Regions from separate parts of the Homo sapiens genome. Here region 1 is linked to region 2. Evidence: chromatin loops called from intact Hi-C (ENCODE). Cell type or tissue: thyroid gland. All regions are shown on one strand. Each heading gives the region's core, and the rest is flanking DNA. Links, peaks and the distances in the headings are about the cores only.

Region 1 (15,237 bases), core at 4,710-12,709, 140 kb before region 2:
TTTTACCTCTTGCAAGGACCTGCCTTTCAGGAGACTTCGGTCTCTAAAGGCCAGGGATGGAAGCTTCAGGGAGAGCTCTCCAGCTCCTGTTTAGCTCTTTGGTTCAGACCTAAGTGGCGAGCCACTTGACTGGATGGGACCTCCAGCCAGCCACAGCATTGGAATCCAGCCTGGCTCCTGCACTGCCTTTCATATTGATGTCCATGACAATCCCAGCTGTCTTGCAGTACATGGCACAGGCAGCCCTGGCATCTTGAGGAGGGTGTTCAGTGTGGTCCCTGGCAGAATATGAGCCTGGGGCAGACAGGATGTGGCTTTAGACCGTGAACAGGGAGCCCTGCCCCAGGACATACGACCCTGTGCCCCACACTCGCCCACACTCACTCCTGGTCATTAATCACAGTGCTCATGGGCCCCTGATTCAAAGGAAGTGCCAGCTGTACATGGGCCCAATGAACTTTACTCAAGATTAGAGGACTGTTTAGGGGCATTTGAAATGAATTGTGGAAAGGACATTTGTGAGACCATTTGAAAGGTCACTCAGGGGTGGTACAACAGGATAAATAATGAACCCATTACAAGGTTCTAGTGAACCACTGTGGCCTTGGGAACTGAATTTCATCACTTTGGAAGCCAGAGAAAGGCACTGGAAATAGCTTTGCCTTTGCACAGAGGGGAGTTTTCTTCTGCTTAACTGGATCCAATTAGAAAGTGATTCAGCGAACACTTATTCTGTGCGAGGGTCTTACAGTAAAGACTCAGTGTGGCAAGGCCCCTGTTTTCCAGGACTTTACAATCCTAGTTGGGAGTGGGGTGAGGTCAGGGGTGTGTAAGTTGAACACTATGATGAGAGCACCCTGAGGCGGATGCAGCCAGCTCCCTGTGAACATGGACAACATGACAGGGCTGGGTCTAGACACTGGAAATGGGTCCACCTGGTTTACTAGACTTGAGCTGAACCCATTTGTACAATTAGAGGAATTTATCTATTCACCAAATATGCATATCTCTTCAATTATTAAAGACTACCATGTCCTACTTTCAGTCGCCCAGAAATAGACCCTGCAATTCCAGTGCCAGTAACTCATGTCAGAGGTGATCCCTGGAGACACTGCAGGAGAGTGGGCAGGAAGACAGGGAGTGAAGGTAGGCAGCAACGGTTCCTTATCCAGCAAGTCATGAGTATGGCAGCCAGGTCTCATCCTGTACAGAATAGCCCTCAGCATCATCCCCACCAAGGGGCAAGGAAGCCGGGTGTTCATTCCCCCACCTCCCTCTGTCATTGGCTGAGGGCTGCATTTGAGGCATTAACTACCCAGGGATTCTGCCATGTCCTGCTAGGAGAAAAAAAAAAAAAAAAAAAGCCCTCAGGCAGAGGGTCACCCATGTTCACCACAAACAGCTTTTTCTATGTAGATACAATGGACTGAATGTTTATGTCCCCTCAAAATTCATATGTTGAAACCTAGTCTCCAAGGTGATGAGATTAGGAGTATTAGGACTTGGGGCTTTGGGAAATGATTAGGTCACAAGGGTGGAGGCTTTATGAATGGGATTAGTGCTTTTATAAAAGAAACCTCAGGGAGCTCTCTTGCCCCTCCAGCAAGTGAGGATACAGCCAGAAGGCAGCTGTCTATGAAGCAGGAAACCAGGCCCTCCCCAGACACCTAATCTGCCAGTGCCTTGGTCTTGGACTTCCCAGCCTCCAGAAGTGTGAGAAGTAAATCTCTGTTGTTTGTCAGCCACTCAGTGTATGGTATTCGGTTATAGCAGCCCCAAGCAGACTGCCAGTAGAGTTGAATGCTGCTGAGAGGATAAGAAAGGGCACTAACAGCATCAGAGACAATAACAAATAATGATCGGCCCCTACATGTGGATAGAATCCGGGCTTATAGTATATGACACTCCTACACTTTACCCTCCTAACCAACCTGTAAGAAAGACTGAGCAAGCATCAGAGCTTAGTAGTCATCAGGAGTGGGAGAAAAGGCTAAATGAATCCCAGCCCCACCATTACAGTCACCAAAGAGGGAAGGCTGTGAATCAGGGGCAATTTCCTTCTCCCAGCCCTCCTTTGCTCTCCACCTAGGGCGACGTGGCCCTCCCTCAAAGCCCCACCAGCCACACTTTCTCCTGAGCCCTCTCCAGCCTTGCTGACGACCCACATCGATCTACGGGGTCCTCTAACGCCCTTATCCACACTCTGCCCCACACAGCCAAGCCCTCAGTCAAGGGCTGCCCTGCTGGACCGCACTGGTGCAGCTTCTTCCAATCTGAGCATTGCCACCTTCGTAACAGGAATGTTTTTCCTTCTCTCTCATCCTCCATGTGTGTGGTATGCCATAGCACATGCTTAATAGACATCTGACTGGTTAATTTGAAGTAGTCCAATACGAGACTCTCCTAAAGACAAACTGGCTATGCTCTCCCACCCCCGCTTCACACCCACCCCCCACCCCCAGTCTTCCTTGAGAGCTGTATTACTCAGACATTTCCATAATGGGAAGAGAGAGAAGTGCTCAAGTCAGGGAGCTGTCTGGCCAATCAATGAATGATCAAGTTTATATTGAATGCCTATTGCATGTCTAGCTCTGAGGTTAGGTGCTGTAGGGGATACAGATATATAAGACATGCATGGCATCCGTGGGGAGTCCACAGTTTTATTGCAGAACTAAACTCAAACCTAAAAATCAATTACCTTAGAAGTCATACTGGACTGAGCGGCAGTAAAAATTGTGGTTAAAGGCTCATAAAAAAGGCAGAAAGTCTGGGTTCAGATTCTGGCCAACTTACATCCTAGCTGAATGTAGCTTTAAATAAGTATCCAAGAGAGGCTGTGCCTTCATTTCTTTCACCTGGAAATATTACCAGCACATCCTGATGGGGCATGGCACTCGGTAATCATTCGGTGAAATGTATTAATGTTATTAACTAATACTAGTATTATCTGTTATCTAATCCCAGTCATTGCTGACTTGAAGTGCTATGGAAGTTTGGGGAAGTGACTTATCAGAAAGGGCTGGCTGAGTTACAGAAAGAGTAACAGATGGAGTGGGTGTTAGGTTGGTCCTTGAAAGAGTTTTGGAAGTGGGAGAGAGGAGAAACAGCATTCCAAGCTGGAGAACAGCCGAATGGGAAGCCTGATGGCTAAGGCAGGCCGTGTGTAGAACCTCGAGGCACCTGGACCCATTGGAGTGCAGGTAATGAGAGGAGAGTCCCAGCACAGGTCCTGAAGACCTGCTATTGAAACGGGAGAATTTCCTTTATCCCCATGGCAGGCTGTGTGATAGGAGTGTGGCTCGCTGCATAGATGCCCCGCTGCTCAAACCCCTGGGGGGAGCAGGCAGACAGGCAGATTGTGGGGAACGTTTTTTGGGCTCCAACCCCAAGGCAGCATGTAGGGTTGAGTGTTTACAGCTCCTGAAGCCCCAGTGGGCGTGTGTTACAGTGTGCTCTTTCAGTTTAGCTGTCCGTTGGCAGCTTGTGTTAACCAGCTCAATTAGACCCTCTGCCTTATCGCAAGGACAGAGGGCTTTCTGTATCCTGGGTTCTTGCCTTAGTGTACTGGAAAAATCAGATCCCATGTGGGCTTGGAGGATGAGTGCAAGGTTTTATTGAGTGGAGGTAGTTCTCGGCAAGGTGGATGCGGAGGCCACAAGGGGAATGGAATGGGAAGGTGGTCTTCCCTGGAGTCAGGCCACGCAGTGGTCAGACTCTCCTCTGACCAAATAAATTCTCCTCGCGTCTGCGTCATTCTCGTCCTGCCGTTGATGGCCTGCCAGCGTCTGCCACTGTGTCCTTCTGCTGGTGTATTCCTCCCTGCTAGGGTCTCGGGGTTTTTATAGGCTGGTCAGTGTGTGTGGGGGGGCAGTGAGGAGGGTGGCAGGCCAGAGTGGTCTCGGAAAATGCAACCTTTGGGCGTGAAAACAGGAGTGGCTTGTCCTCACTTAGGCCCGTGGGCACAGGCCAGAGGGTGGAGCCCCCCCCAGGGACCCCATCCTTCTTCCTGCACTTCCCGGCCCCCCTCCTATTTCACTGTCACTGGCAAGGAGCGATTCCATTTGCCTGGGGAAAAGGTGTTACGTCCTTAGTAGCATGGTATCAGCATGGTTTTGAGAAGATAATTCTTACAGGGGTGCAGGATGGATCTAAGTGAGAGGACCTGGGAATGAGGAGACTATACACAGGCTGTAGGAAGGCAGCCCTCCCTGCCTGGCCAGGCCAGGTGGAAAGGGAAGCAGCATCTCCCTGCAAGACATCAACCACTTTCCTATCCTCTTTCTTCCTAACTGTGGGGTAATCTTTGGCTTCTCCGCAGTGTTTAGATAAGGAAGAAAACCCAGTCGGCCTCCCTCCCCCATCACTCTCTAAGATCCAGGTCCAGATACACAATGGAAGCATACATATTTCTCTTTCTTCTCCTTCTGTGCTCCAAAGACAGGCTGACACCGGTAAATCACTGCAGCAGGCTTTAAATGATGTATGAAATGAACAATCCCTTCCCTGTGTATTGGGAGCCTCCTGCCCAGCAATGGGCTGTGTCTACTGGGCTGGCTACTGTATTATTCAGCGCAGAGGAGGCAGCCGGAAACTCGGTGGAGGTGAGAAGCTTGGGATCACAAGGAAAAACAAAGTTAAAATTAAAAAAAAAGAAAGAAAAAACATGTTCTGAAACATATATAAGTATTTTTCTCTAGCTCTCACTTTTAAAAAAAAATTCTGCTGAAGTTTTTTGGAAAGGAAAACTTCTGTACTTCTTTGTGCATTTTTCTTCCACCCAAGTCCCTGCTCTCATTCCTTAAATTCAAAATAGACAGAAACAGAGACTTCGTCGATCCCTCAGGGTCCTGTACAATTGGTCACATCTCTGCACGTTTCTCAAAGACCATGTTCAGTTCAAACTCTTCCTTGTGAGCATCAGGATGTCCACTGCTGAACAAGGTGTGCAGACCTCCATGAGGGACTTGCCCACCTGAGCTCCCCACCCCCATGGGATTCTGCTGTGGTGGCCCTGCAGGGTGTGCAAGCACCGGGGCATTGTTGCTTCGATAACCCGAGTCTGCTGACTTATACCAAAGTATCTACTAATCCCAGACTAAACACATCAATGACCCGCTCAGCAAACCCTATTGGTACAGAAAGCAGCAGGCAGCCTCAACTCAGAGCAGCCGCCTCTTGCACATCAGACTGAGCTACAAATAGACTGAGAGCCTTCTTAGTCTGCAGGGAGGGTGAGCTTGGTCAATTTGCTTTTAGCCGATGAAATAATCATTGACGTTTAGACAGACTTCTAATCTTGGCTCAGAACAGTCAAGAGGCATTTTAGCTACAGATGGTAAATGGGTTCATACAGGGATATATTTAGCAATGTGGCCCAGGGGCAGAAGAGAAAGAGGCCTTGGGATCCAGGAAACTGGTCCAAGCTGGAGGCGCCTTGATTCCTGGAGGCAAGTCACATAATTCCCTGAGCCTTATAACAAGTGCCCCAGGTATGGGTGGGTTCATGCACAGGTGCTTGCAGGGAGGAGTGAGGAGGAGCTCTTTGATCCGGCCATGGAATCATGAACAGGACATGTACTCTGTTCACACCTAAGGCCAGTAGGAAAACAGGCAGGTGAGCAGATGATGGTGGATGAGCTGCATGGGAAGGATGGTGTGGTATATGCATGATGGAGAGGGAGGATCCAAAGTAGCCCTTGTGGCCTGGATTTGAATCCTAGCTCCATCAGCTTTAGAGGCATGCACTCAAGGCAATTTATTTTCCCTCTATTCCTGTTTTCTCGTCTGTAAACAAGGATAATTCTATACCAAATGTGTGGGTTTACAGTGAGAGATGAATACATGTGAAGCACATAGTGCAATTCAATGTTGGTTACTACTTCTTATGGAAAAAGATCAAGCAGGTTGATGCTTAATTCAGACTGGAGTCTGTGAAATGGAGACTACCCAAGACCAGTTCAGACACATAGCCCAAGTCTTATATTTGCTGCTAACAGGAGTGGGGCAATGCACCTTCCCAGGGAATAAGAATTCCAGAACTGTGCCACCCTCACCTCTACCATGTGGCTGTCACATGTCACCATGGCCAGGCAGGCATACTGCAAGCTGTGCAGCCCTCCTGGTCCCACACCTGCCTTTCTCCAAGTTTCATGGAGGAAAAAGGAGCGGAGATGCTCCTTTATCAGCACCCTTGGAATTATTTTGGAAGCCACTGTCCCCTCATGTAAGAGACAGAGATCCTGGGATGGAGTGAGGTACTGGGTTTGAACTTTGGCACTCCAAGTTCATTGCTGGGTTCAGTTTCCTTATCCCTAAAATGAGAATAATAACTCCACCTTCTCCACTTCACATGAAAAATAGATAAGGAAGGGCTTTTATAAGTTGCATCCTGCTCTATACTTTGTAATATAAATTGTCTGGTCAGACCCTCTCTTCAGCCAAGTGTTCAGCTTTAAGGAGGATGCCCGGTTGGGGAGGAGCGGAGGAAACTAGTACCCACTTCACCACCTGTGTCATCTGAACCAACCTGGCCAGCACTGGGTTAACACATGGTGTAGCCAGGTAACAGGGGTCCCCACAGAACTTGTTCCTGGCCCCCTGGCTCTAGGAAAGCTTTGGCAGCCAGGCAAGACCTGCAGCCTACCTTTGTTGTGTGAGCTTTGGCACGGGAGGGAGGCAGGGCAGAGGAATACCACCTACTTGGGGTTCCCCAGAAGCCTGTAAAATCCCCCCTGAAAACCCAACTTAAAGTGACTTTAAGGATCTGAGCTTCACTGATTCCATTCCTCTTTGTACCTCTTTGTTCCTCCGCTACTACACTGCTACACACAGGCGCACACTCACTCACACATACACTCACACACGCACTCAAACACACACACACGCACTCAAACACACACACACGCACGCAAACACACACGCACTCAAACACACACTCACACGCAGTCAAACACACTCACACATGCACTCACACACTCACACGCACTCACACACGCACTCAAACACACACGCACTCACACTCACACACGCACTCACACACGCACTCACACACACACGCACTCAAACACACACACTCACACACGCACTCACACACATGCGCTCACACACGCACTCACGCACTCACACACGCACTCAAACACACACACGCACTCAAACACACACTCACATGCACCCATGCCCACCTCCCCACATATTCATACTTCTGGAACCCCAGCTTGGCCTGTGCTGTCTTTTCCTGAGCAGCCAGGAAGAGGAGGCTGGAATCCCAGCACAGAACAGCAACTGAGCAGTCCTCCAGTCTTCCCCCACAGGTAGCACGTTCCAAGCCAGCAGCCCAGGTGCTGCAGAAACACCTTCGTGCTGTGTTCCACACTTTCATGTGGGGGAAGCAGGCAGCAAGTCACCAGCAGCCAGCCATCAGCAGGAGGTGCTGACAGCCTTTCAGACAGCAGGCAGAGAACAGGAAAGGGTGGGCCAGTCCCTAACCATCACACTCCCTAAGCCTTGAATTAACACCTTGTCACTCACAGCTCTGGTATCCCAGTGCTGGCTGTCATGACCACAGAGCAGGTGTGATGCTTGGGCTCTCTGTGGTCAGAAAGCCACGGTGAGAAACTGCCAGCAAAGCTCCCATTCTGTCTGCTTCTCAAATGCCTGGCAATGTAGACCGGGCCTCGAGTGTCTACACTGTCAAATGCATCACTCTCTGGCAGATTGATTTCTCTGTGGCTGTTCTGTCTCTCAGCTCATAGAATGCCAGAACTGGAAAGGACCTATTGTGGTATAGATGGAATAATGAGGCCTGATGGAGTTAGGGTGGACGGTGGGAGTAGTCGATAGTGACTGGGGAAGCCAGGTGCCCTGCCTCCTGGTGCAACACTCGCTCTGTTGACGCAGCGTGGAGAGCAGTGAACCTCTTCATTCATCAGGGCTTCTCACTGCCCAGAAGGGACAGGGGCTAGAGTCCCCTTTCCAAACCTGCTGCCCATGTGCCCATGAATGTTAAACTAGCACACCTGGTATCTGCTGAGATGGATCAGATTTACCCAGCGGAAGAAAAGCAGCTCCCAGGAGGAATGGAGTTTTTGTCAATACCCACAGCAGAGGGCTGGCTTCATTTCCAGTAAGAGTCAGTGAAGCTGGGATAATTACTCGTTACAATTTTATTGATATTCACTTCACTCTGCAAATGACGTGGGAAGGTTCTGACAGGATGTCTTAATGGGACTGGCTGAGAATCCATTTGGGTGGATGTGGGTTAATGGGGCTGAAGAGACTACAGGGTTCAACTGCGTCAGCCCTATTACCCTAGCATCTCCTTTATCATCAGGAGCAAAACAACATGTGTAGTATGAACAGCATGATGCTAGGGGAAGAGCTCAGCTCAGGAAACTCTTGAATGTCTTTTCAATTTCCTCCCTCCATCACCTGGACAGCATGGAACGCCTTCACTCGGCTGTGGCTTCATTCCTCAGGGCCGCTAACTGCTCACTGCCAAGAAGGGCAGAGCTGGAGAGGTCCTTTTCCATGCCCAGGTGCCTACGAGCCATGCTCATGTGCACTCAACTGGTCTGATGGGAAAGGTTTAGAGACAGGTGCCCAGAAGCTTATCTTCTGCAGGAAGGTTTTGTATCACACGGTACAGTCCATGTGCCCCCAGACATCCCTGGCAGCCTTTTGGACGTCCACACCTCAAGGACTATCCCTCGAGAAGCAGTCAGTCCACACTCCACTTCAGATCCAGGTCAGCAGAGAATTCATAACAGCTAAATGCAGATTTTTTTGACTGCCAGATAAAACGTGAATATACCAGCGTACATTTGCATAGCTCTCTGTAATTTACAAAGGGCTTTTACATGTATCATTTCATTTGATTCTAACTGATATCCTGTGAAATAAGTAGGGCCAGAGACTTTTTGTGAATTTTTTATATTGGTCATTTGCCAGTTGGCACACTCAGATCCATTCCCCACTATTCCCTGTGAACTCCACCTCCCAAACCTCCTGGCCAACTGGCTACCGTGTAGGTTCAGCCAACGGAAGGCACTGTCAAGGGGTTAGAGGGTAGAGGATGGGAGAAGTAGGGTACTGCATCTCTCTTTCTCTGCCCCGTATCACTTCTAAGAGAGTAGCTGAGTCTTCTGGGTGGTCCCAGTTCCCACTGGGTGGTCTTGATTCCTGAGTTCAGGAAATACTACCTCCTTCCTTTGTACCTCTAGCCTGGGATTGGCTGCCTACTGTTACTAACCTCTGGGCTGCCTCACTCTCCCTTGCAGACACCTGCATGGGTGCTGTTTTCCTGCCTGCAGCCTAAATGTTACATTCCCAGAAATGATGACACCAAGCCTTCAAAGAGGTAAATTAATTTTCCCAGGGCAATGCAGCAATCAAGAACAATATCCTTAGTACAAAACAAGTTTTCAAACATCCAGAGCTTTGCCCTTTTCCCTACCCATGTGAGAACAAACAAAACGAGTACACAAATTAAAATAAATCTAGAGAACCCAGAGAGAAAGGCTACACACATAAAGCAGGAGGGCACAAAGGAGGGAGAATTTGTTTGCCTCTGGTAGCACCAGGAGAGGCTTTGTATAGGAGGTGGCACGTACCAAGAGTGGTACAAAGGAGGTAGTATTTCTGAAACTGCGAGAAGAATCAAGTGTAGGATCACTAAACTTTCAATGTGTCCACGGGTGCCATCTTGCATTTGTACCTCTGCCCTCTCCTTGGACATTCTAAGAGTCTCAGCCTCTCTCCTTTGGACCAGGGCAGGAGCCTCCTCACTGGCCTGCCACCCATTCTCCACCCTGTGGTTGGGAAGAAGTCTCTCAAACACACAGCCCCCCAAGCCATTCTTCTGTCTAGAAACCTTCAACAACTATACGTTGTTTATAGGGTAGGTCCCAACTCTTCAGCCCTAATCCAAGGCCTTTGGCTGCCTGGCCCCTCTGCCTCCACGCCGCCTGCTGCCTGGCCACACCCAGAGCAATCACTACGTCTTGAGAAGGTCATGCACTTCTCCTCCTTTGCTCAAACTCTTCCTTCTGCCTGGAATGCTCTTCCTCCCTTCTTCATTCAGCAAATTCCTTCCCAACACCTGAGGCTCTTAAATATCACTTCTATAACTTTCCCAGCTTTTCTGCCTGAAACATAAATAAAGGCAACCTTCTCTGTGCTCCCAGACCCATTGCCCACGCCTTTATTAAATTTAATCAGATTGTCATGTCATTACACATTTAAGTGTCAGTTCCTACCCTCTGGGAGCTCACAGTGTGGTGTTGGAGAACTTATCTTTTATATTCCCAGCACCAAGTACCAGCAACGGGCACATCACAAATGCTCGTTACCTGTTTGTTGTATTGAAATTAATTCCAATATCATCCTCCCTCTTTCTCTCCTTATCCTCCTTACTCCCTTCCTGAATTCCTGCTACTTAATCTATTGGTCAAAAATGTCTGTCCCCTTTCAGATTACGCTTCTCAGACAATAGTAGAACGTCAGAGTTAATACAGCTCTAAAGGTAAATCAGAGCAGAAAAGAAGTAAATGATGAAGACAATTCCAAAAAAGAAAAGATTGGTTTTCAACTGAGATATGTAGAGATAGAAAGGAGGGTGAGGTAGGAAGGAGTGATATGTTGCCATGGCCAAAAACAGAAATAGCAAGACTCAGGTTAAGGTTGGTGCTATAACAAGCAACCCTAGCTGCCTCATGGACTCTCGGTTCATCCTCCTTCCTCTCCTCAAACCTGGTTCATTTGGAGGTCACTTTCTCTTCCAAGAAGAAGAGGAAGAAACCTTGGGGAGAAACTTATTTCCACACCTATGTTCCTTCCCCAGTTGAGGTGTAGTTTTACCTTTAATGTCAATTCAATTTATGTATGTTTTTGTCAGAGTTATAAGCCTTTTCCATGAGTGTTTATGTGTGTGGCTTCTCTCATTAGATTATGAACAAGCTTTTGCAGCTCAGATATAGTTTGGGGGTCCCCTCCTCCTCCTCCTATTGGCCTGGCTTCCTCCTGTCCTTTGAGGCTGCTATCCATTGTCCAGTTCAGTTGCTCTTTGTTTATAAAATGGCTTGTATAGCACCATGATTCAAAATGTGGCCCCTGGAACCAGATTGCCTTGGTCCAATCCAAGCTCTGCTAAATGTTGCTCAGTGACCTTGAATAAGTTGCCATGTGTCAGTTTCCTCCTCAGTAAAAATGGGAATAATGATAGAAGCTCCCTCTTGGGCCCATCGTGAGAATTAAAGAAGCTAATATATTCCATATTTGCTTTCATTATCATTACCACTTTTCACCCCCAGATAGCCTGTGTTCCTCTCCTCTTCCCATCCTTGGAACCAAGGACAGGGCTTCTTTCTCTTTGGTATATTATAAAGTCTCCTTTATAAGGCTCTACCTGCAAGGTAGCTCAGCAAAGGTCAACAGTTATCTTTGCAGAACTTCTTTAAGAGAGTGTTTGTGCCTCAGCAGCACATGAAGTCAATTTGTGGGAAACCAGGAACCCTGTACATAGCTGGAGTCCTCATCCCTCAGCGGCTGCCACTTCTCTCCTAAATGCCACAGCCAGGAGCAGAACCTCAGCCTTGTTTAAACCATGCTTCTTTCCTGAAATAATCTTTTTCCTAGGAAAATCCACTGTCCCTTCTAGCAACCTGACATCCAGGTGAAGAGTGTTCTGCCACTCCAGCCATAAATAGCACTATGACTGAGATGGCTTTGAGGACAGTCTTTCCCTTAGCATCATTTGCAGAAGACACTGCCTATCAGCTGTCTCTGCACAGAACTGTTTACACATCTTTCATCACAAGCATTTCTGCCCCTCTTCTGATCACAGAACCCATACAGAAAACCACACACACACACACATCACAGACACTGCTACTGACCTCTTATGAGATCAAAGCCAAAATATGAGTCTGCCTTGTGAATGGCAGAGGAGAACTCACACTGGAGGTGTGTGCATGTGGAGAGAGAGAGAGAGAGGAGAAAAAGAGACAGAGACAGAGAGATTGCTAACTTCTTAGGAGGTGAGAACTGAGAGATTATTCTCTTTTGCTGACGACAGACAGCACCCAATGGCAAGCATATGCACCCTGCCACATCATCCCAGCCTTTCTGTCCCTCCCACACACACCCTTCTCAGTATTTATGATGGATCTTTAGTGTATTAAGAAGAAAAATGCATTTGGCAGCACTAATGTCTGCTGTTTAAGTCCTATTGCTTCATCAAACCTGGCCTCTCATAGTCACAGGCTCCAGAGCAGCCGTCAACGGGATGTGCGTCATCCTTCAAGGTTAATGAGAGAAAAGCTCCCCTGGACAAGTCTAGTCTATATTTGTGTATTCTGCTGCCATGACATGATGGTTGAAATGGACCAAATTGCTTCCCAGCATGAGCCCACAGTCACATTTCTCTGGCCTTCGTACAGGAGGCTCCTGGCACATTTGGCGAGGCAGTTCACACGGTAAGTGGGGACCTGGCTGGGTGCCAGCATGTTAAAGTGGTAAGCCCATTACTTCTTTCATCTGCAGCTTGTGCCCTGAGCCCTGTGGCTGTCTGGGGCAAGGCTGAGGCACGACACAGTGAATTTCCCCAAGGTGTGTGTATACAGAGGATAGCGGTAGGTTTCTCATCCTTCATGAGCTTCCCACTGCACACAGCCACCTGCAGTCCTCCTTCCATTCACATCCCAGGCAGCTAGAGGGCCCAGCCTCACCCACCCCACCCCCACAGCCTGAAGACTTTTCTCCCACACGCATTGGCTGATTCCTTTGGAATCAGGCAAGGAAGGGTCTGTGATAGAAAAACGGTTGACTCTGAGGTCTGGAAGACCTAAGTTCAAGTCCTGGAAATGCTGCTTCTGCTTTAAGACATATGACCATGAAGGAAATACCAGTCTCAGATCAATCCCCAGAGGCAGACCCTGAGCAAGGATTCCTAGGCAGATGCTCCCAAGAGAAACAGGAAGAAGAAAGGGAAGCAGAATAGAGACAGGGATGATGCCAAACAGAAGTGTGATTTTAAGTAAAGTCCCAGTCTCAGCTTGATCCTGCTGGGAAGCTCTAGGATGTAACATATAGCTTAGAGTGTATTGGACTTTCTAAGCAAATACTCATCCTCCCACAGCAATCATTGGCTAAATAAACTGCCAAGCAATTCCTGTTCTCTGCAAGTTGGGGCAGGCAGGAGGGTGAAGCACCTGGGCTGGCCCAAGGGCAGCAGACAGCACACAGTCACAGGTGGGGTCCATTGGAGCAAGGCACACAGGTGGGTGGGCTGGGCACCCAGGACTCTAGAAGAGATGTTGGAGGGTTGGGAGGAGCATCGATCGTGTGCTCTCCACCCTCTCACCCCACTGGGCTTCATGTCCTTCAGTGTATGGAGGAGGCAATATGTCTACCATAAAGTTGATGTGAGAATAAAATGTGGCCTCAAATGCAGATGCTCTCTCACCTCATAGGTGCACGTAAATGTGAGTGCCTTCTTTCTCATAAACCTTCAGGAGACAGTTCCACTCAGTTAAACTGGATGCTCATGCTATAATGTTAGGTAAGAAAAAAATCAAAATATAAAATGTTATCCCTGGCATGCTCACCATTTCATAAAAATACAAAATATGGGCCCAGCGCAGTGGCTCACTCCTGTAATCCCAGCACTTTGGGAGGCCGAGGTGAGTGGATCATGAGGTCAGGAGATCGAGACCATCCTGGCTACTAAAAATACAAAAAATTAGCCGCGCATGGTGGCGGGCGCCTGTAGTCCCAGCTACTCAGGAGGCTGAGGCAGGAGAATGGCCTGAACCCAGGAGGCAGAGCTTGCAGTGAGCCGAGATGGCGCCACTGCACTCCAGTCTGGGCGACAGAGCGAGACTCGGTCTCAAAGAAAAAAAAAATATATGTCTGTGTGTATATATACATATATATATATATATATATATATATATATATATATATATACTTAGAAAAATGTTATCAGAAAATACTCAATATGCTAATAGTGATTATTTCTGGCTGTTGAGATTATGAGTTATTTTTCATTTTAATTTTATACTTGTCTGATTATTCTATCATGAGCAAGTGTTACATTTACGTTAAATCATACTTTAAAACATGAAGACTTAGAAAGATCAAGTAGTTTAATTAAATAATGTGAGAAAAAAAATTTAAAGGCCATCTTGTCTTCACTTGTTCCCCGTTCCAACATTTCAATGCAGAAGCAAAGCTGAGAGGTAGACAGATTGTTATCTTTGATTAGTTCCCATCCTGGTTATGTGTTTGTATTTTAATGAAGATCTTGGTGGATACTGTGGCTTAATTCCACAGGTTTCATTACTGTGGAATTTTCCAGAGCCTTTACCATATCAAAGTGCATATGGCTCTGCAGAGACACATACCCCACAAAGTGTTCCCCAAACTTACTTAGCATTGGAACCCTTTTTGAAAGGTGCATTTTAGGGACTTTCATCCCAGGAACCAACTTTGGGAAATACTAGGCTGCAGGCAGAGGGAAGATGGGGCTCTCCAGTGTCCTTTTCAAGAAATTCAAGGGCAAGAACACCTTTTGGTGCCTCCAAATCTCCCTATGTAGCCCCTGCTGGGTCCATAGGCCCTGTCCCCTCCTGCCTGCCCACAGCCTAGACCAGGTCCAGAGAAACCCTGATGAAGGAGCCCAGAGGGCATAGAGATGGTGGTGGGAGGGAAAAGGGCACAGACCATCTCCTAGAGTCATAGGTTGGTCATGTCAAGTCTGGCATTAGACCTCACCCAAACTCACAGCCAGGGAAGCAAAGGAGGATAAGCTCTCAGGACTGGAAAGGCTGGTGATGGAGCTGATGGGCAAGCCTGCCCCATCTGGCTGCCAGAGCCTCACCTCTCACTGAGTCTCACACATGATAATGTCTCACACATATGATAATGCTACTTTTCATGAAGCAGTTCTGAGTGGAAGAACAGCAAATTTGAAAAATAAGTGTATTAGTTCATTCTCACATTGCTATAAAGAACCACCTGAGACTGGGTAATTTATGAAAGAAAAGAGGTTTTGTTGACTCACAATTCTGCAGGCTGTCCAGGAAGCATGGCTGGGGAGGCCTCAGGAAAGTTAAAATCATGGTAGAAGGCAAAGGGAAAGTAGGCACGTCTTAGATGGCTGGAGAAGGAGGAAGAGAGAGAAGGCGCAGGAGCCGGCATTCCCCACTTTTAAACAACCAGATCTCCTGAGAACTCACTTAC
Region 2 (15,237 bases), core at 4,825-12,824:
TCAGAGAAAGAAGGAAAACAATCCAGATCCTTCCTAAGATGCAAACTGGTTTCATCTCCCCAGCGCATTGCATCCTTTCAAGGGACAGAGAGAGGGCTGGGGAAGAGAATTAAGGTGTCTCAGGTGTCTTGAGCTTACGATGCACCTCTCTTGTGGGTCTGAGGGATGAGAAGCCATTCGGAGAGGGGTCTTGACCATGACTGAGGTTCTCATCTTTCTCCTCTGAGACATCTGCTGAGCTCCAGCTGTGTGCATAGCCCCCAGGCCTCGTTACCATCTCTAAAAATACTTACCCACCTTGCCTTAAAGGCTCTGAAAAGTTCAGCCGAAAGCCAAAAGTGAAACTGTAAAGTTTCATAACTGACTTTTCAACAAAGGGACTAGAAATTACACTTTTGAATTGGAGGGTTGCACTCTTACTTCAGAGGTGAAATGCTCAAAATATCTCAAGCTGCCTTCAGAACCCCAGGACTCATTTTTTCCTTATTCACAATGGGAACCAATCTTCCTCCTTCCACATTGCATTTCACCAAAGTCTTTTGCTGTATCTGTGAATACAATGGGAGGGCAAGCCCTTTGAGTCCCAAACAAGACACTTAAGCATTATTCTTTAACTTCAGTCCAGCCTCTTGCTATCTCCTTTGCTTGGTTTTCTGGTAAGATAAGGGGTTCCCCCTGGCCTTTTCCACTCTGCAGTGCTCTGGGGTTAGATCCCAAATTCTCCTTGGAGTCTCCTTGGGCATAAGCTTCCTCTCAGCATTACGAGGTTACCTTCCTCAAAGTGTCTTTTCTCCATGTTTTCTCAGATGGCCACCAACCCAGAGATGGTGTCCTGGTTCAGAGCCAGGCTGCCCAAGTCAACTCCAGAGAGCAGGAATTCAAAGGAAACAGTCACTCTCTCACTGTCTCTCTGCAGCTGACTACACTTTCCCGAGACAAGCAGGTATATTGGATTGGCTGTTGTTATGAGCTGTTTAGTCCTAACTTGCTTAGTAGAAAACGTCATCTAGTCCAGTTGACCAGAGAGCGCTAGGGTTTTGATCACAAGTCCAGCTAACAATGAAGCATTGCTTTGCTTTCCTTTCTTTGTGTGCTTACTATATTTTCTCAGGGGTCCTCATGAGAAGGGGTGGCTATTTCAAGGACAGAATCTGGCCATTCCTGCATCCTCGGGCTCAATACAATAATTCATCAAATGATGTATACATTTGTATTATAAACTGCGGAATCATTATGAAATCACTGTATTGTTAATAATAGTTTCCTATTAATTACTCTATCGCTCTAGCCATTACTTATAAACCTCCTTCCTAAATCTCTGGCTCAGATTGCCATTCCTGTAGGAATCCTTAGTCTCCAAATGGAGCAGATTGTAAAGACCCCAGGCAGGGCAGCAAGGAGGTGAGATTAATGAGACACCCCTCCCCCATTCCTGGCACTCGCTGGAAACCAGCAGAGAAGCCAGTGAGGTCCCACCCTTCCTGCAGTGATTTCCTTCACCCTCTGGCAGTGACTTCTCTCTCTCTTTGCTGCTGGGGGCACAGTCCTCAGCTGCTTCCTCAAAGAGCTGCCTGCATCAAAGTAGCTACTATTTCCAGCGTCTTTCTTTTACAATCCTTTTTGTTCCTTGCTTTTGATCCAGCATATGCTGGGGGGCCAAGCTTTTGTCTTTCAGCTTGTGAATAAATGGAAGCACTTACGGAGGCAGCAGCCACCACATGTGATTAGTTTCTTGTTGTTCTCTAACTGGGAGCCAGATGGATCAAGTAGCTCAGGACCTAAAACTGACCTACTTAGAGCCATCAGGTCTGATGAGGTGAGCATAGCTTGGGAGTCCAAAGACCTGAATGCCAGTCCTAGTCCTTCCAGCAACGAGGTGTGCAAATTTTGGCAAAGCTTTCTTCCTGTGTGCATTCACTCACCAGACATGGCGCTAGGCATTGGGTCTGTAAAGATAAATAAAATCACATCTGTGACCTCAAGAAGACTGCAGAAAGAGAAATGTGAAAGGTAGACATGAGAATACGTACAAGCTGTGGTAGAAGCATAGCCAAGAGAAAGCTTTGTCCAGGAAATGGTATTCGGGCTGAGTCTTGAAGGACTAAGTAAGCTCTGACCCAATGCAAACAGTGGACACAGCGGGATGGACCCTGGGATAGGGTCATTTGAGACCTAGGCAGTGGCCCAGAGGTATGGAAGAACATGATTTACTCAGAGAACGGCAGATTATCTAGTACTGCTGGGGCATGGACTAACAGGAGAAATGGAAGGTGGGTCTGGAGAGTTGGGCAGGGCCAGATCATAGGGAGCTTTGTAAACTATGCTGAGAAGTTAGGAAATGGAGACATGCAGACAGATTCATTTGTAAGCTAAGCATTCTCGCAGGAGGCAGCAAAGAGAGTGGCTTGAAGGGGAACCTGATTGTCAGAGACACCAGTTAGAAAAGTATTGCATGTTGGCTGGGCGCGGTGGCTCACGCCTGTAATCCCAGCACTTTGGGAGGCCGAGACGGGTGGATCACGAGGTCAGGAGATGGAGACCATCCTGCCTAACACAGTGAAACCCCATCTCTACTAAAAATATAAAAAAATTAGCCAGGCGTGGTGGCAGGTGCCTGTAGTCCCAGCTACTCGGGAGGCTGAGGCAGGAGAATGGCGTGAACCTGGGAGGCGGAGGTTGCAGTGAGCCGAGATGGCACCACTGCACTCCAGCCTGGGTGACAGAGCAAGACTCAATCTCAAAAACAAAAAAAAAGAAAAAGAAAAGTATTGCATGTTGTAAGCCAGGTTTTCTTTACCTGGGGACTACCGCCATTTTGGTTCTTGGTTGCAGGGGCCGCCTGGTGCATTGTATCGTGTTCAGCTCCATCCCTGGCCTCTACCCACTTGATGCTAGTAGCAACCACTTCGTTGTGACCATCAGAAATTGTCCCTGGACGTTGCCAAATGTCCCCTAGGTGGGGAAGACAAAAATCACCCATGGTGGAGAACCACCAGTCTAAGCAAACTTATGTAGTATGGAATAAGCTCAGAGCTGCGAGAATGGGCACAGGTTGAAGATACCTGTAGGAGTCAGGTTGAGAGGAAGGCATGATTGACCAGACGTATAGGGTGAGGAGAGGGTGGAGGCCAGGATTGTTCCCTGATTTCTGGTGGACAATTAGGGGATGTTGATGGTGCAGAGATGATGAGAAGAGGGAGGAGAAGGTGAGTAACTCATTTGGACGTGTCACACTCAAGGGGCCTGTGGGCCCCCATGTGGATGGGGCTAGTCGGCAGTGGGTTCTGCGGGGCTGAGAGCCAGGGCCAAGGGCTAAGTGGAGACGTGATGTAAATGTCTCTGGGAGTGATGAATCTACTTTGAGGAGGGGAATTCTGAATGAGAAGACGGCTGGGGATAGAACCTAGGGACATCAACATTTAAGTGGCTGGGGACAGGAATGAGAGTCAGGACGGGGACTGAGAGGGAATGGAAACTCCGGAGGAGGGTGTCCCAGAAATAAGACAACAAAAGAGTTTCCTGAAGAAGGAAGCCGTCACAGAGCCAAATGTCACAGAAATGTCAAGGAAGGGAAGGGCAGAAAACTGTCTGCCAGATACCTCAAAGGACTGGTTTAGGAGCAGAGGAGCCTATGAACTAGAAGGATTTGGAAACAGTTAAAAGCAGCAAACATGGTGTGCTCTTAGTGATTATGATCAGGGGCTCCCTCCATTGTGCTTCTGGACACAGAAACCTCCCAAGCTCATAAAATAGCAGGGGACCCTGAGCTGTGAGCTTTTCACCTGTCCAGTGGAGTGCCCGGGGCCCCATGAGTATCTACGGAGGGTCCCCAGGTTCACACCCACCTGTGAGCTCCTGGCCAGCACTGCTTCCGTGCTCCAGCAGCAAAATGCCAGGGAGCTGCTCCTTTCTTGCCTTCCAGCCTCATTGTTTACAGGGACAGTACCCTGGCATATTGCAGGTAATCACTCCCTGAGGCTGCAAAGGAGAAGCACCTATTGACCCTTTGACTCCCCCTGTGACTCTGGAGGACTCTGGGCAATCTAGAAGAATGGCGCCAATTTCAATTTCCTGTCTCTCCTGCAATATGTCCCTAAAATGAGCCTTGTGACACCTTTTGTTCCTCACCAGGCTCCACTTCCTGTTTCTTCTTCTATATCTTTCCACATTTTATCCATGCACTACCTCTTTTCCCTAAAAGAATTAGATTTGTTGTTAAGCCAGCGTGCTTGTTTCTTAGAAGTCTGCTTCCCAAGAAAGGCTGAGCCACAGTCTACTGGGTCTGTCCTTCTTCATGACCTCTTAGACTCACTCTTCATCTTTTTGCTCCAACCACACATTCCACAGGACTCAGTCTGGACTAAGGAGGCAGCCATTCTGCTAGAGATGAGGGAAGATGGCCCAGTTGTGTTTTCTGGCCTAGAGGGTACTGCCCCTCCCCAGGGCCCACTCCAAGCCTGCAACAGGCATGCCTGCCCCAAAAGCCTCCTCCTCAAGGTCTCCTCAGCAACAGGACAGCCCACTGCCCAGCCATTGCCCTCCTCCCTCTGCCCCGAAAGCTTTGGAGCTAGCGTCTGCTTCCTGATTACACATGGCACCTTGAGAATGGGGCAGCGTCTGTGGGGTGCAGGGAATTCAGGGAGGCAAGCTCAGGCCTTCCTCACTTGAATTAATGCAGGAGAGAAGAGAGGCCATGGAGCCAACACAGAAGGGACCTGGGGGCCCTCCCAGGGGACGAAGTTACTTACTGAACTGAATCCTCCCGCTTAAAGCTTAACAGGCTTCACTCCACTGACAAGTACTCAGGGCTTCTCCTGCCTCCTTTCCCCTCCCTATACAAAGAGTCAAGGTGGTCCAGGTTCCTGTGGGCCCTACACTGGCCCCACTTCAGCCTGGAAGCTAATTCCTGTGTGCAGCAGGTGGCAAGCACTCTAACCAACATCATCTCACTCAGGTGATCAGACACCCTGAGCTCCGCAGGGGCCAGGCAGGGTGCTTGGCCCTGGGAATAAAGCAGTGAGTAAGACGCACCCCTTCCTGCTCTGGAAGCCTACACTCCTGTGGGAAAGCACACCCATGGTCAACATGCTTTAACACGGTGGGAGGTGGGACACACACTCTCATGCACAGTAGAGGCATGTGCAGCATGCCACGGGAGAACACTGAGCCCCAGGACACCCCACCAGGTAGGTGATATTTCTCCCTGGTCTGCAGATGGGAAAGCTGAGGCTTGGGGGCTTCAAGTGACTCACCCAAGACTACAGAGCTATTTAGAGGTCCTCTGACCCTGCCCCTCCTGGTGTCCCAATTATTTCATGGGGCCAGCCACCACAGCTGTGACAGCCACACCTTGTCCATCTGTGACCTTGCAGCCTCTTTACCCTGCTGCACCCAGCCCCTCTGTGACTCTGATATACCAGTCACATAATGGATTGCCTTTGTCCCAGTGTCATGCCAGGTGCATCAGGAGGCTCTGGCTTCTCTCAGAGCTGCTGGGTGTGGGGCTGCGGGAGAAATGCTCACCCCCGAGACAGCCCTACTTCAAGCCAATTCCTTCCCTCCGGGTCTCCTCATCATTGGACTCTGGGGACCCAGGGCTTCTGATCCGCATCCCACTGCCTGCAGATGTCTCTCCCAGGTCTGCAAGGGATTCTCACTGAGGCACAGTTGTGTCCACGTGCTCATTCCCCCACTGAAAGTCCTTCGTTTAGTTCTTTTGTCCTCACAGAGACAGCGTTTCCGTAGCAATTGTGAAAATGGATGGAGCTAAGTCAAATCTGATTTTCTTTGGGAAGAAAATCGAATTCTCCACTTTGTGAGGCAGGCAGAGAGATTAGAAGAAGGAGGACCACAAAAATGCAGCTCACCCAGGGTGGGAGGGCCAGACCCCCCCGAGGGAGCTGGGAGGAGAGCCATGTAGCAGGGAAATGCCTGCTGGGCAGGGTGCAGGGTACAGCTGCTGCAGACAGCTGAGCGCCTCCCACCTTCAGGCCTCCAGACTTACCATGGACACCAAGTCCTCCAAGTTGAGATTCAGCCTAAGCCAGGGGACCACTGTGAATTGTTTATGCATTTAAGTTTAAATCTGTAAGCTCTGTAGCCTTCCTTCTCAGGTTGAGGCCACCAAAAAGACATTTCTGGTGGGGAACACTTTCCGAGGGGTCTGGGAGGTGAGGAAGGAGAGGTAGCTGAGCTTCTGAGAAGCAGCCTGTGATGGCGAAGCCAGCCTGCTCTGTGCAGGGAGAGTGGCCAGCCGGCCTCCAAGGGGAATAGCCACAGAAGCTGCCTCTTCTGGAGCCACACCCAAGTGCACAGGAGCCCTTGCTGTTTCTCAGTCATTTCATGAACATGGATGGAGTGGTTTTTATGGACCAGGCTCCATGCTAGGCACTGGGAATTCAAAGCTAAGTCTCTGCCTTTCAGAAGCACTCCATCTGCCAGGGAAGATGATGTATCTAGATGAGTGAAGGTAGGCTACGCGGAAATCTGTGCTGGAGGCGTGTCCCAGAGGGTAAGGCGGCTCAGAGAAAGAAGCAGCTGACCTCCCTGTGTGAGTGAGTGAGAGGTAGAACCGTTCAAGAGCCAGGACATCACAGCCAGGTCTTAGAGGATGAATAGGAGTTTTGCAGGAAGAAAGTGGAAAAACAATAGCACAAGGAATGGCAAAAGCAAAGATGCAGGGCACAAGAACGCATGGCATGCTCAACACATTGGCATGTGTAGGCCAATACAGAGTTTTGCTAGGAGAAGGGAAATGATAGGAGTGGGAAAAAACAGCTGGAAAGGTAGACTGGATCCTCTCATAAAGAGGCATCTTGTGGCTGGGCGCAGTGGCTCACATGGCTCACACCTGTTATCCTAGCACTTTGGGAGGCCGAGGTGGGCAGATCACTTGAGGTCAGGAGTTTGAAACCAGCCTGGCCAACATGGCGAAACCCCAACTCTACTAAAAATACAAAATTTAGCCAGGCGTGGCGGTGCATGCCTGTAATCTCAGCTACTCAGGAAGCTGAGGCAGGAGAATCGCTTGAACCCAGGAGGAGGAGGTTGCAGTGAGCCAAGGTCATGCCACCGCCCTCCAGCCTGGGCAACAGAGGGAGACTCCATCTAAAAAGAAAAAAAGGAGGCATCTTGTGTAGTTCAGACTTTTTCATAAAGCCAACAGGATAGCCCCAGAGAAGTCCAGGGAAATTTCTGAGGAAAAATTCTAGAAAATATGTCAGAGATCTTTCATTAATTTGTAAGGGATTTGAGACTTAATAGTTCCCCTAGAATCACTGAATGTCAGAGCTTTAAGAAACAAGAAAGTCCATATTTGTGGTTGTCAAGCTGGGTTCAGTGGAGCCTTAGGGTTCCACAGAAGGGCCTTAGAGACCCACTTCGGGACACAGGGGGTTAGAATGGAGGGAGGGCACTCAGAAGGGCGTTCTCCAGGGCCCTGTCCACTGCAGTCCACATGTTTCCATGCTTATCTTTATAGATTTGCTTTGATTCATTCAAGAAGTATTTATGGGGCATCTCCTCTATTTGGGTTATTATAATTTGATTGGAAAACTTACATCACCAGAGAAACTGGGGGTGAAAGTTACTGACACAGACCAACTGCCTGATTTACAGATAAGGAAACTGAGACTCAGCGAGGGGAAGCAACTTGACAAAGTCCCTCAGTGAGTTGGTGGCCAATCCTGATGCCTCCCCCCATGCTCTCTGTAGTCCCTGGCCCTGCCTTTGTGCAGACTGGACCCAGGCCACAGAGCTCCACCAGCCCCGCACATCCACCCCAGCAGCAGCCTTGCAGCGAGGGCAGAGCGGGCTCAGGGTCCAGCCTGCAGCAGTGCACCCTGACAGGCCTCCTCCAGACAAGGACGGCCTCTACCACCATCATCCAAGGAAGGCAGGAAAGCCACTGAGCACACAAACACACTCAGAAGAAAACGGGGACAGCCAGCTTGGGGATGAGCGGGGGCAAACCCATGGGCATGATAATGTTTTTGTTTATGGACAGGCAACAATGAGATGTATGGAGATGTCAAGAAAGAAATGCCCATGCGGGTGTTAGCACCATTTCCAAACCATGACTGCTTCCTTTGTGCCCAGAGTCAGCAAGTCAGGCAACTAATGCACAGGGCACTGAAATGAACCCTTTTTTTTGCTTTGATCGCTCCTGATAGCGCACTCTGCCAGAGATATCATATCTTTGATCTCTTGGCACTGATGCTAAGTCTCTGGAGCTCACTAGCATCTCCTTGAGATTAATTCTTCATGGCATACGAGGCACCACGCTGTCCTCTCCCATACATCACACTGGGTCACGTGACTTTCTGGCCTGCTGCCTCAGTGGTTACCCACAGGCTTAAGAAATAACCCCTAATGTCCTGCCTTCTCCTGGCCACCTCTCACCTAATACCCACATTGGTTAAAACCCCATTAAGCAGGCACCAGAAGACAGGCTTTTGATTCCTGACTCGGCCACTTTCCACTGAAACCCCTCACCTCTCTGAACCTCTGTCTCTTCATCTGAAGAACAGAAATAAGAATATCTACTCCTGCACCTAGCACACTACCTGACACAAAGTCAAGGTACAATAAATACTCATTAAGTGAATGACTAACTGACAAGTTGATCTATGATAAAGAGGAATGCAGGAAAGTTGTTTTTATGGTTATTCAAAATCTATTAGTAAGAACCCTTGGCCCATAGGCAGGTCTAATAATCCTGACTCTTATCTAATACTAAGAACCCTTGGCCCATAAGCAGGTCTCAGTCTTGCTTCCCAATCTCAGCATTCAAAAGATGCCTCATTGGAATTCAAACGGGGAGAGGGAAGTTTCAAGAAGGAAGGCAGCTAAAACTATACCTGAATTCAATCTCGACATGACATATCTACAGAGCAGCTGAAGAAACTTCTTCATCCCTTGGGGACAGAAACGTGTTGCTTCAGCTGGAAATTCATGGAGCCCACCCATCTCAAGGGCAGTCCCTCCCAGATCCTGCCTGGATGTTTGGAGAGGGCTGATAGGGAGTGACATGGCTCCGAACCTCCAGGGTGTCCATCTGCTGGCTCACTCACTCTGCATCTTGTCCATAAGAGATACAAGCTATGACAATAAGTCTGCATGTGCATGTGTGTGGGTGTGCATGGATCTGCGTGTGTACTAGTTGGGGCCTGTCTTAGGATCAGGTTAGCATATTACAGCACAGGTGTTTGAAAGAAAATGAACCAACCTGCAGGAGACAGGAATCAGAAATCTTACACAGAAAGTGATCTTCTCCTTGCCGTGGCAGAAGCAACCTGCCTCTGAAGGTTGAAATGGGGGTGATGTTCTTCCCCACATTGTCTCTTAAGTCAAGTGGGAACAGTTGGGGTAGGTGGTGATCTGCATCTCTATCTCCAGAAGGAGACTTGGTTTTGACAAAGAGCCAAGCAAGACAAAAAGGCTCAAATGGAACAGCCTCAGCATTTCTCTTTTCATGTGTGGCCTTGGAGCTGCCTACACTTCTTTTAATCATCATGGAGCTTATGAAAGCAATCAGATCATTGGTCTAGTTTTCTGCAATTATGATCTTGAATAGAAGAAAATTCCTAAAAACCCTAGGCAGAGAGAAAACAATGATGGTTTTTACCTTCATTTAAAGTATTTTGAGTATTTTGTTGCTCGTTGGACTTTTTCCAAAGTTCTGAGTCACAAAGAGCATCTGTGCAAGTCTTTTCCTTCCATCTTTCCTTCTTCCCTTCTCTTTTCATATTGTATCATTTATGTAACTCAATGAAAATTAATTCTGCATCTATTATTATGTCATCATGGTCTAGGTACTAGGAATATAAAAGAATGACACAGTCACTGCTTTCAAAAATCTTACAGTATAGAAAAGTAGAAAATGTTCTGTTTGCTGAAGTTGAGATCCACTAAGGCCTTTATTTTAAAAGCATAGAGGAGAAGGGTTTAGGAAATGCTTTCTTGCCTACTAAGGGAGGTGTGAGGTAAATGTTGGCACCAGCTGCTTAATGATGCCACAGAGCATGTGTGTCTGGAGGCTGAGGAGAGTTGATTTTTTTAAATTGTTACCTCTTTATGGTAGAGTGAAATGAAACAGAGCCTGTCCCCTCCCTTCTTTGCCTATTTCTAGCCTCCTCTCCACAGCTCCCACTAATGCTGTGTTCTCTGGCTCAGCACTGTTCCCTTTGCCTTTCATTCTACTCCACAAACATAGCTTAGCCCCTACTAAAAGTGTGTCTGTCTCTGCTAGGAGGGCTGTGGAGGTTTCAGTGGGGGAAATCCAGCTCTGTATGCTAAGTACCTGCAATGTGTCAGGGCTGCAGGCTCTGAGATAGATGCCTGGGACGGAGACGAACAAACCACAGTCCCTACCCACTTAATCTCAGTCAAGTGGAGAGTCCAACATGTGTCAAATACCGCAATACCTACCGTACACTATGTGCAGCCACAGAAGACTGTAAGAGGAATAGATGAAGAAAGGCCAATTCCACCGTGGGAGACAAAGGATAGTTTCATGATAGAGGTGACGCTTGAAGCTTACCATCTAGTAAGAGAAATGAGATTTCGTGCGGAAATCACCATGATGCAAAGGAGTGCTTCCTGAAAAGTGATATTTGAGCTAGGCCTTGCCAATGAATAGAATTTTCAACATTCATTCATTCATCCAACAGATATGTACTGAGTAGTTGTTTTCCCAGATAACGGGGAATGCAGTAATTCAGAAGACAGACAAAAATCCTTGTCCACACGGAGCTTACATTCTAGTGGGGAAGACATAAAGTACATGACATGCATGAGTTAGAGCACAGCTCAGCACATTTTTCCTGGAAAAGGCTAATCACTAGTCAGTAAACATTCCAGTCTTTACAGATCTTGTGGTCTTTTTTGCAACTACTCAGTTTTGCCATTGTGGCATGAAAGTAGTCATAGACAATACATAAATGAGTAAGCATGTCTGTGTTCTAATAAAACTTTATTTACAAAAACAGGGAGTGGACTGAATTTGGCCCCAAGGGCCATCGTTTGCCAACCCCTGATATGGTGTAAGTTAGATAGTCAGAAGAGCTAAACAGAAAACATAAATCAGGAATAAATAAATACATACAAGAAATGTTGGAGAAAGAGCTTCAAATTTCAGTAGGGAAAAAAATCCCCAAAAGGTGAATGAGACTTCCTGTAGGAAGTGAGGGAGTGAACCATGCAGATGGCCAGGAGAAGGGCCTTTTGGGAAGAGGGAACAGCTAGTCCAGACCCCTGGGGGTGGAATGACTCTGCCATGTTCAAGTGTCAGCCAAGGGCTGATGACTGGAAACAGGATGTTTTCAGGCAGATAGATTGGGATGGAGGAGAGAAGTGACAGCAGGTGCTTGAGGAACAGTTTGGCAGGATCATGAGGTATATACAGTAGAGTTACAGACAGAAGACAAGGCTGGAAGTGGAAATTATGACATATCATTGGGAGCCTTGACTGCCATGCTAAGGGGTCCTGACATTGTTCACAGGGAAGGACTTCCATGGGAACCCTTCGCTTCTGACCAGAGCACTCACAAATGGTTCTGGAACACAAAAAGGCTTTTGGACTGTGAGGCTTTTTGACTGTGAGGCACCATCCCAGTATCAGCCACATGGAGCTGTCCTATGTCAGGGACCGTGCTGGTGACCCAGATGGCTCTTCACAGGTGTGAAGCTGCAGCTGTCCCTCCAACGCACCCTGTTATCATCCTTCCTTCAGTATCAAGGCCTCCTTGCCAGACCCTAGGGGAGAGCGCAGTTATGGGGGCTCAAGCTCATCCCCTGACTTCTCTCTGCAAATCCAAAATGAAGCCTTGGCCTTCAATCTCTGTCCTCTTGAGCAGGCTTCTTTGCTATTGCCAGAGAGGCACCTACTCTGTGCCATGCACTGTGTTAGATGTCTTGCATGTGTTATCTTATTTATTCCTCATGATTCTATTTTTTTTTTTTTTTTTGAGACGGAGTTTTACTCTTGTTGCCCAGGCTGGAGTGCAAAGGCGCATCTCAGCTCACCACAACCTCTGCCTCCTGTGTTCAAGCGATTCTCCTGCCTCAGCCTCCCGAGTAGCTAGGATTATAGGCATGCACCACTATACCCAGCTAATTTTGTATTTTTAATAGAGACGGGGTTTCTCCATGTTGGTCAAGCTGGTCTCGAACTCCCGACCTCAGATGATCCATCCACCTCGGCCTCCCAAAGTGCTGGGACTACAGGCATGAGCCACCATGCCCGGCCTCATGATTCTTTAAGGAAGGTGCTGTCTTGTGGAAACTGAGGCTAAGCACAAGCAGTGTCATCCCCACAGTCAAAGCGAATGAGCACCAGAATTTGAGACTAAGTCAATCTAGTCTCAAAGTTCTTTCCAAATCACCATGTTGTTTCTCATTCAGTCTGTCTCAGAAAACACTTTGGCTCTCAGCCAAAATTGTTCTCATTTCAGGGCTCCCTCCCTTGCCAGCTCGGCTGGTGCCCAATTAGCTTCTTCCCTAGGAATCCCAGTTTCTCTCTCTCCCCTCTCTCAAGCACATGAAATAGACCTTTCTCCCAGATTGTTCCCTGCCCCTGCCCTTTAATGTATGACTCCAGATCTTCCTGCTCTCTGCCCTTTCCTGGACACTCCTCTCCTCCAGGTCCCCTCGCTATCTTCTCCCACCTTCTCCCAGGCTTCCTCTTCAATGCCAGCCCTACAGCGTCATTTGCATGTGCCCTGGCCCAGCCACAAGCCAATTCCTTTCTCTCTCATGAGGGTGATCATAACTGGTTTGCCTAGGACAGTCTTGGCTTGTGCCTGCAGCCCTAACATAACTATGATAATTATAACTCTCATTCGCTCTCAAGAGTGTCTGTGTTTGGGTGGTGAATGTCTTCACCTACACTGGGCATGGGAGTGAACTAATTTAAACTCCTCAGATCTAAGTTGAAAGTAATTTTGTTTTTTGCAATTTTTCACCCACCTAATGCTTTTATTTCCTTAGATACACCCTGCAATCTAGCATATTTCCTCTAGGTCTGATTTTTAACCAGAGTGGTAAAATCTTTCTTTGAGGGATTTGAGATTTCATTGGAATTTAGAACTTCATATCACTAGGGAGCCAGGCAGATACAGCCCCACCATGCAAACATGGCATCTCCTGCATGCAAACACTGCCGTGAGGGCTGGTGGGACAGGCAAGGACTGCAGAGTCTCACCAGGTCTAAATTCATCCCCTCAGCAAATATTTATTTGGCACCTACTATTTTGAGCACTGGAGATACAGTAGTGGACAAACACATTAAGCCCCTGCCCTCAAAGAGTTTACATTCAAGTGGGAGCTCAGACAATTTACAAATAAATATATGCTGTGTCAGGCAATAAGTTCAATGAAGAAACATAAGACAAAGTCAAGAGGCAGGAAAAATAGTAAGGACCAAGAAGCTGAAGAGGGAGCCTGCAGGTTGGCTTGAGAAAGGAGGTTAGTTCAGCTGAAGCAGATGAGTCAAAGGGGGATGAGTAGGAGCTGAAATCAGAGGCAGAGGGACCACACCCTGACCCTAAGCCATCAGAAGTTTGGACAGAGGAGCGATCAGATCCAACTGACATTGCTACATTGCGTAAGGATGGCTGTGGCCACTGGGTTAAGAAGAGGCTGAAGCAGGGAAGAAGCAGGGCGTCTCTCAGGAGCCTCAACAGATGCAAGGTGATGCTGTCTTGGACCAGGGTGGGGGCAGCAGAGGTTGTAAGAAGTGGTCATTTTCTGGATAAAAGATTGAAAGATAAAGTATTAGAGAAAGGCATCAGGGATGACTTCTAAGGTTGTGGCCTTAGAAGTCGCAAAAGGAAGGATAAGTTGCCATTGGCTGAGATAGGGATGATTTTGACAGGATCTAGCGGGAGGGGCTGTGTGGTGAAGGCAGGAGTTGGCTGTGGATGAGTTACATTTTAGAAACCTAAGAGATGTTCAAATGGAAATGCCCAGCAAGGAAGTAGACTTCAGCATGCGGGTGGAATGAAAGCCATGGGACTAAGTAAGATCACCTAGGCAGTGAATGTAGACAGCTCGGAGAAGCCCTGAGGTCCTCCAACATTTGGGAATAATAGAGATGGGGAGGAACTAGCAAAGGAGATGGAGAAGGAGTAGCTGTGAGTAAGAGTAGACCCGTAAGAGACTGCTCTCCCAGAGGCTAAGAGAAGAAGGCGTTCAAACAGAAGAGCTGGCCATTTGTGTCAACAAGGAGTTGACCATTGGATTTGTCAACATGGAGTCATTGGTAATTTAGGAAGAAGCCGTTTCAGTGGCGTATTTTTAGATTTGAGACAAAACCAGAATAAGTGGGTTACCGAGTGTCGGAATGAAGGGAAATGCGTTTGTCTAGATGAAGGAGACAGTGAGAGACAGCTCTTCTGAGTTCTGTAAAAGAGAACACAGCAAAGGAGGTATAGCAGGAGGAAAACAAACATGAGAAAGGCTTCTCCATTTTAAAAAAGTTAGAGATATTACAGCATATTTGTAAGAAGATGATTAAATAAAGGGGGAATGATGACTCTGGAGGGAAAGGAGACAAAGGTTTCTATCAACGCCCTTGAGTGGGAGAAGGGGGCTGGGATTCAGCATCAGAGAGGAGGGCTTGGCTTCCTGGGGCAGAAAGACTCAGTGAGGCCCCCTGTATCGTATCAATGGGGCTCCTGGCCGGGGTGGTGTGACCCTAATCCCTAGCCGCTCTGCCCATAGCTTCCCTGCCCCTGGTGAACTTGGCAAATCACTTATTGTCTAATTCTTAGGTTCCCCATCTTAAATATTAACTTACCATGCCCACGGCAAATGATTATTATTGAGAGTAAATAAAATATGTGTAAAGCACAGCACTTATCCTTAATAAGTTAAAGCTAGATCCTTTCTACCTTCCTTCCCCAGTTTGCCCTCCAGCATTTCTCTGAGGACCTCTGACTCATCCAGAGAAACTTGGATGGCCCTTCTGCTGCTAATGCTGCTTAAAGGCCAGCAGGGCCAAAAGCAGGCACAGCCAAGTGTTTCCAGTGCCCCCAAACACCCTCGTCCTTATATTTGTCTCAATAGCTTAGTGTCTGTGATTTGGTGAGTCATCTTTCTATGGCAATTTTTCATTTCCGTGCAGCCTCTTGGAGTTGGGTTCCGCAACTTGCACCTGCATGCAGCTAGGATCTTCAAAGAGCTGCTTCCCACTGAGTGAGCCCAGCCAGGGAGCCCCTGCCCCTCCCTCAGAGCCAT

The links. Hi-C counts contacts between places; a loop is a spot of excess contacts. Peaks named below come from ENCODE experiments on the same cell type or tissue, not always from the same donor. Only the 100,000 strongest peaks of a DNase experiment are listed, where the experiment ranks them.
Region 1: it touches region 2 in a loop (2.1-fold over the local background); 4 of 110 quality-filtered maps call a loop at or near these places.

What each region holds. Positions count from the first base shown.
Region 1 is chr11:126,855,281-126,870,517 of GRCh38, reverse strand. The region is part of intron 1 of KIRREL3 (kirre like nephrin family adhesion molecule 3); the gene reads left to right. LOC105369559 (a long non-coding RNA gene) reads left to right here. Exons shown (of 5, transcript XR_948149.3): 5 at 1-15,237. Among named protein-coding and RNA genes, the nearest start is that of KIRREL3-AS2, 78 kb to the left of the region's middle. In thyroid gland, for the core only: no CTCF peak of the experiment used is centred there; a DNase peak (open chromatin) is centred at 8,527.
Region 2 is chr11:126,718,259-126,733,495 of GRCh38, reverse strand. The region is part of intron 1 of KIRREL3 (kirre like nephrin family adhesion molecule 3); the gene reads left to right. LOC105369561 (a long non-coding RNA gene) reads right to left here and starts at 5,326. Exons shown (of 3, transcript XR_007062941.1): 1 at 5,253-5,326; 2 at 3,846-3,978; 3 at 2,880-2,952. RefSeq lists enhancers at 593-642, 1,386-1,921. In thyroid gland, for the core only: no CTCF peak of the experiment used is centred there; no DNase peak of the experiment used is centred there.